2 separate regions of the Homo sapiens genome follow, and region 1 is linked to region 2. Evidence: chromatin contacts called from ENCODE Hi-C or POLR2A ChIA-PET data. All regions are on one chromosome and are shown on one strand. Each heading gives the region's core, a stretch centred on a gene start or an enhancer-like site at or near the end of the contact. The rest is flanking DNA. Distances are from core to core; before and after follow the strand shown. Region 1 overlaps POLR1A (RNA polymerase I subunit A). Region 2 has its middle 21 kb from the start of ST3GAL5-AS1.

The links. A loop is a pair of places that touch in the nucleus more often than their neighbours do. ChIA-PET counts read pairs that join two places held with the same protein, here RNA polymerase II (POLR2A). Pooled maps may share reads with other maps.
Region 1: a loop to region 2 is called in a map of sciatic nerve, with 2.4 times the contacts of the local background. The contact joins two enhancer-like sites. A Hi-C loop is called at or near these places in 6 of 168 maps with a recorded cell type or tissue (IMR-90, cardiac septum, dorsolateral prefrontal cortex and 2 more), 2 of 37 single-sample maps with no recorded cell type and 10 of 50 pooled maps. POLR2A ChIA-PET finds 5 or more read pairs at or near these places in 8 of 52 experiments (GM12878, K562, Panc1 and 5 more).

What each region holds. Positions count from the first base shown.
Region 1 is chr2:86,017,204-86,023,967 of GRCh38, reverse strand. It overlaps POLR1A (RNA polymerase I subunit A), which reads left to right. Exons shown (of 34, transcript NM_015425.6): 34 at 1-3,752. Among named protein-coding and RNA genes, the nearest start is that of POLR1A, 85 kb to the left of the region's middle. RefSeq lists an enhancer at 793-852. Within about 2 kb of position 1,777, at least 8 of the 41 ENCODE cell types and tissues checked have a DNase peak (open chromatin) inside an H3K27ac peak, as active enhancers do.
Region 2 is chr2:85,907,446-85,914,031 of GRCh38, reverse strand. No RefSeq gene overlaps it. Among named protein-coding and RNA genes, the nearest start is that of ST3GAL5-AS1, 21 kb to the right of the region's middle. Within about 2 kb of position 1,476, at least 9 of the 41 ENCODE cell types and tissues checked have a DNase peak (open chromatin) inside an H3K27ac peak, as active enhancers do.

The DNA of each region.
Region 1 (6,764 bases), core at 528-3,027, 110 kb before region 2:
GACCACCCTGGCCAACATGGCAAAACCCCATCTCTACTAAAAATACAAAAATTAGCTGGGTGTGGTGGTGCGCGCCTATAATCCCAGCTACTCGGGAGGCTGAGGCAGGAGAATCTTGAACTCAGGAGGTGGAGGTTGCAGTGAGCCGAGATTGCGCCACTGCACTCCAGCCTGGGTGACAGAGTGAGATTCCGTCTCAAAAAAAAAAAAAAACAAAAACTCAGACCCTGCTTTCCTTTGAATATATACTAGAAGTGGAATTGCTGGATCATATGGTAATTCTTTAATTTTTCTGGGGGAACTGCTGTCCCATTTTCCACAGCAGCTACACCATTTTATGTTCCCACCAACGGTGTACAACAATTTCAATTTCTCCACATCCTTGTTCTTGTTAATAGTAGCCACCCTAATGTGTATGAGGTGCCATCTCGTGGTTTGGTGTGGGCTGTGTTTCAATCAGATGTTGGGACCCTTAAGTGTTCTGCACCTGGGGAGAGTTAGGAACCACTTAAGGAGTGTCTGTTGCTTGCCAATCTTAAAATTTTTAGTTTGCACCTGAATCAGGGGCTGTCAGAGTCCAGACTGCTCTTGAAATAGAAAAGACTGGTCGTTAAAGGCTGGTTCGTTGAGTCTTTCATCGTTGAGTGATACCACCTCTGCAGATGGCTCAGTGGGGCAGCCCCGTACCACAGCCTGCCCTTGAGGTTGTGTAGTTTAGATAGGTCACAGAGTTGCTGGGCCTACCGCAGGTCTCCTGACCCTGGTGCAGTTTTACTTCAATTACAACCACCAAAATAGCTACAGTCAAAAATTCCAAAGTTCCTACACCATCAACCTCCACCCCACTTCCGTCCAAAGTCCACTTAGAGGCTCTCAGTTTTGGACCTTAGAAACACTTAGGGAGCTTTTTAAAAAGATCGATTCTGTATTTTTAGTAGAGATGGGGTTTCACCCAGCTACTCAGGAGGCTGAGGCAGGAGAATCACTTGAACCGGGGAGTTGGAGGTTGCAGTGAGCCGAGATTATGTCACTCCAGCCTGGGCAACAGAGTGAGACTCCGTCTTAGGAAAAAAAAAAAGATTGATTCTGGCCGGGCACAGTGGCTCACGCTTACAGTCCCAGCACTTTAAGAGACTCAGGCAGGAGGATCACTTGAGCTTAGGAGTTTGAGACTAGCCTGGGCAACCCAGTGAGACCCCGTATCTACAAAAATTAGCCAGGTGTTGTGACATGTGCCTGTGGTCCCAGCTACTCAAGAGGCTGAGGTGAGAGGAGCAAGTGAGCCCAGGAGTTCAAGGCTGCAATGAGCTGTGATCGCACCACTGCACTCCAGCTCGGGTGACAAGAGTGAGACCCCGTCTGAAAAAAAGATTGATCCCAAGGCCTTGCCCAGATTCTGATTTTATTGGCCTGGAGTGTGGCCTAGGCATTAGAAAATCTTCAAGAGAGTCTAAGGTGCAGCGGAATTGAGAGCCACGGACAGAAAAAGCCCTAAATTGTGGAAATGCACAGCCACCGTCACCACCTATCGGTACGATGACATCTCAAGGAGTCACTGGCCCTAGGTTTCTGCAGTAGGATCTTAAGATCTGATCTCTGCCCTCAAGTGAGTGCACGTGCAGTAAAGCTGTCATCGTGCCATGACAGATGTCTGCAAGGACTTTACAGTGGGGTCCAAAGGATGCCACCATCAGCTCCACCTGGGGCTCAACAAAGCCTGAAAGAAGAAAGGGATGATGCTTCCAGCAGAAACCTGGAGGCCTGCAGCTCTGCCAGCCCAGCACAGCAAGCGAGGCCATTTGTCCAGCAGGGGCAGAAGGAGGGAACTCAGCCAGCCAGCGTTTCCTACAAGCAGCTCCATGAGAGGTTTCCACTTAAAATGCTAAATCATAATTATTTAATCAGATTCGTTCCTTAAGTTCTTTAAGCAGCATCGCTGTCCTACCACGAGTGGTCATCAAGGAGCAGGGTTTAACTCAACTCTGAGTTACCCGGCAGGGTACCTGGGTAACTGCCTGGGTTGAGGTACCCAGCAGGCTTCATGTGCATGTGCACACTGCCCCCTGATAGGACCTGGTTTATTCACAGGCTCAGGTGTCACTGCAGCTCCCCAGTGACTATCTTCGCGCAAGTTGGACTCAATGGCCTGGGAGGTTTGTCCCAGCCGACAGATACCTGACCATGCCCATCCTCACCATTCCCTCCCCCATGCTGCATCCATCCAACCTTGATCTCCACTGTGTCCCAGGCACCCTAAGATGCACAAGCTATGTGGGCCCTGCCCTCACAGAACTTGTAGTCTTCTGCCCCAAACAAGCCAGTTCACCGTCTTCATGATCAGGCCAAAGGTTGAGGTACCCAGCAGGCTTCATATGCACATGCACACTGTCCCCTATAGGACCATGCCTTGCCCAGCTGGCTGCACTCTAGAGGGTGCTTTGTAGGAAGGACAGAGTGGAGAGGACAGTGGGGAGGTACTTGGGTGTTCAACAGCCAGAAGGGAGGGAAACTGAAAAAGAATCAGGAGTCCAGCCATCCCCTCCCCACCTCCTGCCCCCACTTCCACCCTGGCTGCTGGCCCTTTGCCCTTGAATATGGGTGATATAGGTGTGGCTATTCAGTTCCAGTCACAGTGCTGCCTCTATGTCTTTTGCAAGCTGGGGTCTTCCTTACTCAGAAGGCCTGGAGGCCCTGCCAGATGCTGCCTTCCGGACTGGCTGCCCGCTGCAGTGTTTTCACGGGAGCCAAGCCAGCCCCGGGCCTGTAGCCTCCCATGTGACAAAGTTTCAGACACCACAGTCCTCAGCTGGACCACAGTAAACACTTGCCTTCCCCAACCCATGATTCTTGCTTGGAAACATGAACCTGATGTTCCACGTGCGTTCAGCCAATCAAACCTCAAGAATGTGATTGAGCAGTGAGGCTGCGTTTTGGGCAAGACACTGAGCTCTGAAATAAGACTTTTCTTGGAATCTCAAGCCCTCAACTTACAGTGGGACCCTAAGAAATGCACTTCAGTTTCCTTTTATGTAAAATGGTGGTAAAATTAATTGTGTTCATTAAATTGCACACAACTATACATGTTTACCTATACACTAAGTGGTTCTCAACTTGGGGCAATTTGCCCCCCAGGGGACATTCAGCAGTGTCTGCGGACATTTTTTGTTGCTACTGGAGGGAGGTGCTACTGGCATCTAGGGAGTGGAGGCTAGAGATGCTGCTAAACTACAGTCCACAGGACAGTCTCCACAGCAAAGAATTGTCCAGCCCCAAATATCAATAATGCCGAGGTTGAGGAAACCCTGCCACATACACATAGATGCGGGTTAACATTGTTTATTTTACAAAGTGGAATCATTTACATTTTAGCCATTCTGATAGATGAAGCAGTGGCATCTTTTTTTTTTTTTTTTTTTTTTTGAGACGGGGTCTCACTCTGTTGCCCAGGCTGGAGTGCAGGGTTGCAATCACGGCTCACAGCAGCCTCGAAGTCCCAGGACCAAGCAACCCTCCCACCGCAGCCTTCCAAGTAACTGGGACTACAGGCACACAACACCATGCCCAGCTAATTTTTTAATTTTTTTGTAGAGACGGGGTTTCACCATGTTGCCCAGGCTCAAACTCCTGAGCTCACACGATCTGCTGCCTTCACCTTCCAAAGTGCTGGGATTACAGGTGTAAGCCACTATGCCCAGCCTCATTTGTACTTCAGTTTGCAATTCTCTATTAATAAATCTAAGCATCTTTTCACATGTTTATTGGTTATTCTGATTTGCACTTCTGAGAACTGCCTATTTGTATCCTTTGCCCATTTTTCTATTGGGTTATTGGTATTGCTTTTGTCAATTTTAAAGAATTGTATTTACTATAGATATAGATAACCTTTTGTCACTGTGCTAAACATTTTTCTCCCAAGCCAGGTAAAGAATTCAGCACAGTCCCTGCATTGTGTAAAACCTTGAGTAAAGATGTTAGCTCTTGGCCACCCAGGCCAGTGGCCGCCTTTAGACTTTGGCTAGGGCTTCTGGAGCAGTTTTTTTTGTTTGTTTTGTTTTTGTTTTGTTTTGTTTTGTTTTTTGAGATGGAATCTCTCTCTGTCGCCTAGGCTGGAGTGCAGTGACACAATCTCGGCTCACTGCAACCTTTTCTAAGGTACATAGATTGATTGAAAAAGCACAGCTGGGCATGGTGGCTCATGCCTATAATCTCAGCACTTTGGGAGGCCGAGGCAGGAGAATCACTTGAGGCCAGGAGTTTGAGACCAGCCTGGCCAATATGGCAAAACCCTGTCTCTACTAAAAATACAAAAAATTAGCCAGGCATGGTGGCACACGCCTGTGGTCCCAGCTACTTGGGAAGCTGAGGCACGAGAATCACTTGAACCTGGGAGGTGGAGGTTGCAGTGAGCCAAAATTGTGCCATTGCACTCCAGCCCGGGTGACAGAGCCAGACTCTGTCTCAAAAATAAAATTTTTTAAAAAGGCAAATTACCTATTGTGATGGATAAGAAGACTACACTTACAGCAGCATGTCCAGTTGTGCTGGAGGGGACTGTGGTAAGAGCAGAAAATTACCAGAAATCAGGAGCAACATGAAGCAGCCCTGCCGTCATTCGTGGCTTCTGCTTGGCTCGCTTACAAATGCAGGGGCTCACTTTGACCTGGAGCTCACCAGGTGCAGGCTGGCCCCAGTCTTTTATACCTGTTCATCCATCCACTCCTCACAACCACCCAGTGAGGGAGTATGGTGACTCTCCTCGTCTTACAGTAACTCACCCAAAGACATAGTCATCAAGTCGTGGAACAGGAATTTGAAGCCAAGCAGGTGTCTCCAGAGTCTGGGTCCTTAATCTCCTCTCTGTGTCCACCCCCTTTGCTTGGACAGACCCTGAGGATTGGACTTTGTTAAAGGCTGCCCTGCATGTGGTATGGCAGGTAGATGTGAGGGCACCAAATGCCTCTCCAGGCCCCAGAACACCTCTTCTAAGGTATGTCTCTAGGAGGTACAGACGAGACTACTAGGGGGTGGGGTCTGCAGTTTATCTAGTTGGGGAGCTGGCAGCTCACAAGAGATGAAATTAGAGCAAATGAATAACAAGCAGTCACCTTAAGGAACTGAGACTCCCAAGTGATGGCCCAAATCAAAGCACAAGTCAATATTGAAGAGTTTGAGGAAATAGTGGTGGGTTAACCCAAAGGGATCTTCCAGCCTTGGGGCTTTCCTGCGGAGAGGACCTGGCTATGGACTGTACCAGTTACAAAGAACCTCTTTGTGATATCATCTCATCAAATCCCCACAGCCCGGCGACACATGTCCTGTTGGCCCCATTTCACAGTTGAAGAAATGGATCTAGTGGTGAAGGGGAGGCCAGGTCTGCTGCCCCTCTTGGAGATGTGCCTTTGCGTGGGGCACCTCTGGCATCGTCCTCGGGTTCTGACTGGTGTAGGGTGACATCTCCTAGGTCGTGCTGATCAAAGTGGCTAGTTCTCTCCTTTGAAAATAGGAGGCCCCTGAGGAATGAAAGCCAGGTCGGTGAGGGAGGGAATGGAAGGCTACAGAAGCCTGGAGGGTGGATCCATGGGAAGGTAGCCTGCGGGGCTCAGCATGGGGGGCAGAGTATTGAAAAGGGGAAATGGAACAACTTGAGCCAAGGCCATTCCACTGCCCATAGGATGTCTGTCCTGCTCACTGTACTTCTCATCCACCTTCCATCGTGGCCTCTGAAGGCCTGGCCTGGGCGGGCACAGCCCTGTCGCAGGTGCTCTTCCACAAACCGGCTCCTCACCCAGCGTCCTGCCGCCTGGGGACCACCCAACCCCAGGGACAGGGCTGCCCGGGCTCTGCCTGGGCTCTCACAGGACCTGGCAAGCTGCCCTGGCCCCTGGCCTGGGACACGGTGTTTCCCTTCCACCTGCAGGCTGACTCATTGGGATTCCTCCGCGTCCGGTCACAGCAGGCTGGGTCCCTGGGCAGCCGGCGACCATCTGGCCAGCCCAGCTCTAGACTCTCTGTTATAGGCCAAGACTCTGTCTTTTTTTTTTCTCTGTAGTCCCAATTTTAATGCTCAATTAAATATTGGACAAAGAAGGAAGGAAAGGGAAAAAAGAGAAGGAGGAGGGAATCCATGTGTCCACGGTCCTCAAAAATGAACATCTTTTTCTCCTTCATTTTCTAGAGCAGTGGTTCTCACAGTGAAGTCCCCAGGTAAGCAGCAACGGCAGCCCCTAAGAATGTGTTAGAATGCAGGCCAGGTGCGGGGGCTCACACCTATAATCCCAGCACTTTGGGAGGCCGAGGCAGGCAGATCACTTGAGGTCAGGAGTTCGAGACCAGAAGGCCAATGTGGTGAAACCCTGTCTCTACTAAAGATACAAAAATTAGCTGGGCGTGGTGGTGGGTGCCTGTAATCCCAGCTACTTGGGAGGCTGAGGCAGGAAAATTGCTTGAACGCAGGAGGCAGAGGTTGCAGTGAGCTGAGATCATGAGATCGTGACACTGCACCCCAGCCTGGGTGACAGAGCGAGAGTCTGTCTCAAAAAAAGAAGAAGAGAAGGAGGAAGAGGAAGAGGAGCCGGAGGAGGAGGAGTTGTTACAATGCAAATTATCAGGCCGCACCCCAGACTCCCGAGTCAGAAACTGCAGGGTGGAGGCTGTTATCTGAGTTTGAACACTATCAGGGGGATTTTCACTCATGCTCCAGTTTGAGAACCTCGGCCCTAGAACTGTCATGAGGAAGCCATCTTACCTCTGGTCTGCCCTCTTTT
Region 2 (6,586 bases), core at 227-2,726:
GAACTTGAGAAATAAGGTCATAACTATGACCTCATTTATACCTACTGAGGCATGGGGAAACTTAGTACACTTTATTACTAAAGCCTAGCTCCCCTGAGATTGGCAGTGGTGGGATAATGTCTGGGTTAAAGGGGCAAGTGAGGTCCCCAAAGGTTTTCTTTGTCCCTGGAGACATCTTCATCTCCAGCATTCTTGCTACCATGGCAGCCACAGGGAAGTGTGGCTTTCTCCTTGCCTTTGATATCTACAATATTGCAATGCAATTCTGACACTAGCTATCCATAGTGGACCAGACTCCACAAGTTAAGGACACAGTCCTCGGCTGGGCACAGTGGCTCACGCCCGTAATCCCAGCACTTTGGGAGGCCGAGGCAGGTGGATCACGAGGTCAGGAGATCAAGACCATCCTGGCTAACATGGTGAAACCCCGTCTCTACTAAAAATACAAAAAATTAGCCAGGTGTGGTGGCGGGTGCCTGTAGTCCCAGCTAATTAGGAGGCTGAGGCAGGAGAATGGTGTGAACCTGGGAGGCGGAGCTTGCAGTGAGCTGAGATCGTGCCACTGCACTCCAGCCTGGGCGGCAGAGCAAGACTCCATCTCAAAAAAAAAAAAAAAAAAAAGGACACAGTCCTCAACAAAACTGCCCTCACTTCAGATGTCAGTCACAGTATGGGGTCCCCAGGCCACTTGCAGTTTTAATCAACTGGCTATAAATTCAGGGGTTCCTACTATCCCCTCATGTTTGATAATTTGCTAGAATGACTCGCAGAACTCAGGAAAGCACTATACTTATGATTTCAGTTGTATTATAAAGTGTAAAAATCAGAACCAGTCAAATGAAAAGACTTATAGGGCGAGGTCTAGGAAGGTCCCAAACATGGAGCTTCTGTGTCCTCCCCACATGAAACCAGGGCACATCACCCTCCCAGCATATCGATGTATTCACCAGCCAGGAGGTTTGCCTGAGCCTTAGTATCTAGAGTTTTGTTTGTTTGTTTTTTGTTTTTCTTTTTTGAGACAAAGTATTGCTCTGTCGCCAAAGCTGGAATGCAGTGGTGTGATCTCAGCTCACTGCAACCTCTGCCTCCTGGGTTCAAGCGATTCTCCTGTCTCAGCCTCCCAAGTAGCTGGGATTACAGGCATGCACCACCATGCCCGGCTAATTTTTGTATTTTTAGTAGAGACAGGGTTTCACCATGTTGGCCAGGCTGGTCTCAAACTCCTGACCTCAGGTGATCCGCCCGCCTCAGCCTCCCAAAGTGCTGGGATTACAGGCATGAACCACCGTGCCCAGCCAGTATCTAGAGTTTTTATTGGGGTTTCATTACATAGGCATGATTGAGTGACTCGGCCACATGATCAAACTTGATCTCCAGCTTCCTACCCCTCTAGGCTCAAATTCCAACCCTCTAATCACATATGTAGTTGGTCTTTCCAGCCTGGCCAGCCTCCATGGGCCCGCCATTAGTCACCTTGTTAGCATAAACTCAGGAGTAATCCCAGGGGCTCACCACGGATAACAAATATTCTTCTACCACTCAGAAAATTCCAAGGGTTTAGAAACTCTGTCCCATGAATCCAAAAACAAAGACCAGACAAACTATGACACAACAATATCTGTAGCACGGCTGTCACAAGGCAGAAACACTTCAGGATCTGACTAAAGGCTGGCACTGAGAAGGCGGGGGTTTTCCTTGGTCCCAGCCTGCTATGTTCTTAGCGACTGATTGGAGTGTTGTGTAGAGGCTTCTGTGGCTACATCCAGGACCAGCTGGAGGGAGTAATATGGTTAACCAGTCATGACAGCCCTTGCTAAGAAGAGGATAAGAAGGGGAAAGCAGGAGTATGCATGTTGGATACTTGCTAATCCTGGGCTAAGGGATTTTTTTCTTTTTTCTCTTTTTTTAAAGAGAACAACCGCAGAGTAATGAAAATGATAATGCTGTTTGCAAACAAAAGTTTGCTCTCATGAAAAGAATAAAAACCTGGGACTCCAATTCACTATGCCTAAAGGAAAAAATTAAGCTGAAAGCTGACTCATTCAAGAAACTGCCTTTCCTTTTGTTCCTAAGCAGATAGCTACAGAAAAAAAAAGAGCATGGTGATGTATGCCCAGTTACTTGGGAGGCTGAGGTGTGAGGATCACTTCAGCCCACTGCAGTCCACTCTGGGCAACAGAGCAAGACCCTGTCTCAAAAAAAAGGCCGGGCACGGTGGCTCACGCCTGTAATCCCAGCACTTTGGGAGGCCGAGGTGGGTGGATCACGAGGTCAGGAGATCGAGACCATCCTGGCTAACACGGTGAAAACCCATTTCTACTAAAAATACAAAAAATTAGCTGGGCGTGGTGGTCGGCGCCTGTGGTCCCAGCTACTTGGGAGGCTGAGGCAGGAGAATGGTGTGAACCCAGGAGGTGAAGCTTGCAGTGAGCCGAGATGGTGCCACTGCACTCCAGCCTGGGCGACAGAGCGGGACTCTGTCTCAAAAAAAAGAAACAAAAAATCACATTTACCCCAAATGATTGTCTTAATGAATGTGGGCCTCTTCCAGGGACTATCATGTCAACCCACCCATGTAGAGAGCTGATATTCAGCTCATACGTACTGGTTATCAGACCAATTGTTAAATGATTTGAAACACTTTCAGATCGTTGGTAAATCATTGCTGCTCCCCTCTCCCAGAGTGCCCGCCTATCATTCTGGCTTTCCTGGCCCCTCCCCTGGGACCACGATGGCTATATATAGTCATTTGCAGAGTGCAGTGCAAAATGAAAATGCAGAGCTCTTGTTCAAAAATGATTAGGCTGGGCATGGTGGCATATGCCTATAGTCTCAGCTATTCCAAACACTGAGGCAGGAGGATTGCTTGAGCCCAAGAGTTCGAGGCTGTAGTGCACTATGATCACACAGAGCCACCGCACTTCAGCCTGGGCAACATAGTGAGACTACATTTAAAAATATATATATTAATGCCCATAAAGCCAGCCCTGCCCACGTCCCTCTCCAGACCTCTTCACAATCTAATCGAAGGCTAGCTTCATGGCCAACATCCTTCTGATTAATAGTAGTTGGCAGAACACTTCAGCTGTTCACCTCCATTACCCCTGCAAATGCAGGAGGAGCATGTAATGTGACCAAGAAATCAATGTTTTCAGACACTGACCTTTGGGGGTTGTTACTGCAGCATAACTCAGTGCATCCTACTAACAGTCACCAACGCCCTTTAAGTTCCTAAATATTTGATTATCATTTTGCCCACATGGTTTTGTCTTTGCATCACAAACAGGACAACTGAGAGTTGTTTTTTGGCAGGAACATGGTTTGACTGTTACTGGAAACTCTTTCTCAGGATTACACAAGGCAAAACAGGATTCCCAAACCCTATTTTTTTTTTTTTTTTTTTTTTTTTTGAGACAGAGTCTCTCTCGGTCGCCCAGGCTGGAGTGCAGTGGATTGATCTCCGCTCACTGCAACCTCCACCTCCTGGGTTCAAGAGATTCTCCTGCCTCAGCCTCCTGAGTAGCTGGGACTACAGGCGCATGCCACCACACCCGGCTAATTTTTTGTATTTTTAGTAGAGACTGGGCTTCACCGTGTTAGCCAGGATGGTCTCGATCTCCTGACCTCGTGATCTATCTGCCTCAGCCTCCCAAAATGCTGGGATTACAGGCGTGAGCAACCACGTCTGGCCTCCAAACCCTATTTTCAACCAGTGTCCTTTGCCAATACAATGCAGCAGATGCTTTCTACCAATATTCAGATAAAATAGTAAAATGTGTATTTATAAATGTTTTAATATGTCACAAGATTAAAAGACTTATGTCTTCATTGGATGCTTTTCTTTTTGTTTTATTTTATTTTTATTTATTTATTTATTTATTTTGAGATGGAATCTCGCTCTTATTGCCCAGGCTGGAGTACAGTGGCACAATCTCGGCTCACTGCAACCTCCACCTCCCAGGTTCAAGCAATTCTCCTGCCTCAGCCTCCCGAGTAGCTGGGATTAGAGACATGCACAGCTAATTTTTGTATTTTTAGTAGAGACAGGGTTTCACCATGTTGGCCAGTTTGGTCTCAAACTCCTGACCTCATGATCCACCCGCCTTGGCCTCCCAAAGTGCTGGGATTACAGACGTGAGCCACCGAGCCCGGCCGTTATTGTATTTTTATTATTTGAGATAGTCTCACTCTCTCACCCAGGCTGGAGTACAGTGGCATGATCTTGACCCACTGCAGCCTCTACCTCCCAGGCTTAAGCAATCCTCCCACCTCAGCCTCCAGAATAGCTGGGGCTACAGGCGTGCACCATCGTGCCCAGCTAATTTTGTTTATTTTTTATAGAGATGGGGTCTCACTGTGTTACCCAGGCTGGTCTCAAACTCCTGGGCTCTGGCGATCCTTGTGCCTGGGCCTGCCAAGGTGCTAGGATTACAAGTGCGAGCCACCGCCTGGCCTTGGATGCTTTTCTTAAGTGAGTGCCTACAACTCTCACTTCTGATCTGATGTGGCTGCCCGAGGAGGAGGAAGGGGAAGAAAGCAGTAGTTTTAGCATTTCTTGATTTGTGCAGCTGATCTCCTTCCTAGAGGAAAATTGGGTGAGCAGAGAAAAGAACAAAAGGCTGAGGAGGGTTGGCGTCCAAGGGGAGCTCCCAGCCCCTCTCCACCCCTCCCTCTCCTACTCTATCCCACAGAGGAAGGGAATGGAGTTGGGGTCTGAATCGTCAGTGTTGATTAAGGAGCAGGGAATGTAGGATTAAAAAAATAATGTAGTGAGGAGTTCCAGGCAAGGGAGGGTGGGGCAGGGGATTGTTAGGGCAGTGAAACTACTCTGTATGATACTACAGTGGTGGATCCATGTCATCATACATGTGTCAGAACCTATGGAATGTGCAATGCTAACAGTGAATGCTAATGTAAACCATGGACTTCAATTAACAATATCATTATATCAAGATTGGCTCATCAGTTGTAACTAATGTACTATACTATGTTAATAACGGGCAACTTGGTGGTGGTGAGGGAGTATGTGGGAGCTCTGTGTATTTTCTGCTCAATTTTTCTACAAACCTAACACTGATCCCAAAACCGAAGTCTATTAGTTTAAAAATAATAAAATAGACATATATTGGGTGTCTAGCTATAGATTTCAGTTTTATTATAACTGAAACAACATTCTTGCTTCTCACTGCCTGTTATGACTCTTTTTCCACCAGGCCTCTCCTAAGCAACAGGATGGAAAGATAAAGGTAATATTGACTGTGAGCTAAGAAGAAAGACCAAAAGAGGCCACTTGGCCTGCTGTGACTTTGGACTCAAGGCCACTGTGTACAGTTGCCCAGGTGGTGCACTGCACAAGGACACCACATCAAAGAGGATACATTCTCCTTATAGTCATTAGAGCTTTGTATATTGATTATGCAAATTCCAATAAGCGCTTTTTTCTAATTTGCTCAAAGGCTAGTGGTGACCCTGTCTAGGCCCTAAGCCTTCTGAAGGGTGGGAGACCTCCAAGGGGCCCAGCCTTGCTTACCTAGAGGCAGTTTTGAGTTTGAGGGTGAAACCCCTGCACATTTTCCACTTTCCAGAACCTTGATGTGTGGCAGGTTATGACAAGACCTGTGCATGGGAAGCCCAGAAAGGTACATAAATGGAAAACTGTGAAACCTTGTCACCCAGGTGCAGAAAAGAAGAGATTGGCAAGAACTTGGGCTGGCTCAGACACAAGTTCAGGCATCAGAACCCACACATGGTTCTGGTTTCTAGAAGAACAGGCATGGTTTCTAGAAGGGCAGATTAATGTCGTGTATGAGCGTGTCAGTGGGTTCAGGATGCTGATGCCTGGGGGTAGAAACGGTGGAGGGCCTGCAGCTCTTCTCCTCCATCCAAACTGCCAAGACTGCTGAACTTTGGGCGTGCCCACATGAGACACAAGGGTGAGCTGCATCTGCCCTTCCGCCCCCATCTTTACACTGCTGATTCACTGCTTTGAGAACAAGCCCACATAAGACCAAGTATGCCCTGAACCTACGGGGGCCTGTCTTCCCATCTGCACATGGCTCTGGGTGTGGCCTTGCATGGGGGAGGCCTGGGGATTTGGCTGTCGTGGGACGTGCAGGTGGACAACTCTCTATGTAAACCTCCGTGAGTCCACTACCATGGCTTACAGTGATGTTTTATGTTAAAGGATTTTATGGGGAGATAACAACAATAACATTTTGGAAACAGGAAAGCAAACAAATGAGGAATATTTGACTGAAAGCCAAGTCTCGAGCTTGAATTGCGGAAGGCCAGAACCACTGTTTGACACCACAGCCTCCTCAAACCACAGACTTGGGGCTGGGTGCCGTGGCTCAAACCTGTAATCCCAGCACTTTGGGAGGCTGAGACGGGTGGATCACCTGAGGTCAGGAGTTCGAGACCAGCCTGGCCAACATGGTGAAACCCCACCTGTACTAAAAATACAAAAAAAATAGCCAGGTGTGGTAGTGGGTGCCTATAATCCCAGCTACTTGGGAGGCTGAGGCAGAAGAATTGCTTGAGCCGGGAAGACAGAGGTTGAAGTGAGCCGAGATCATTGCAACCAGCC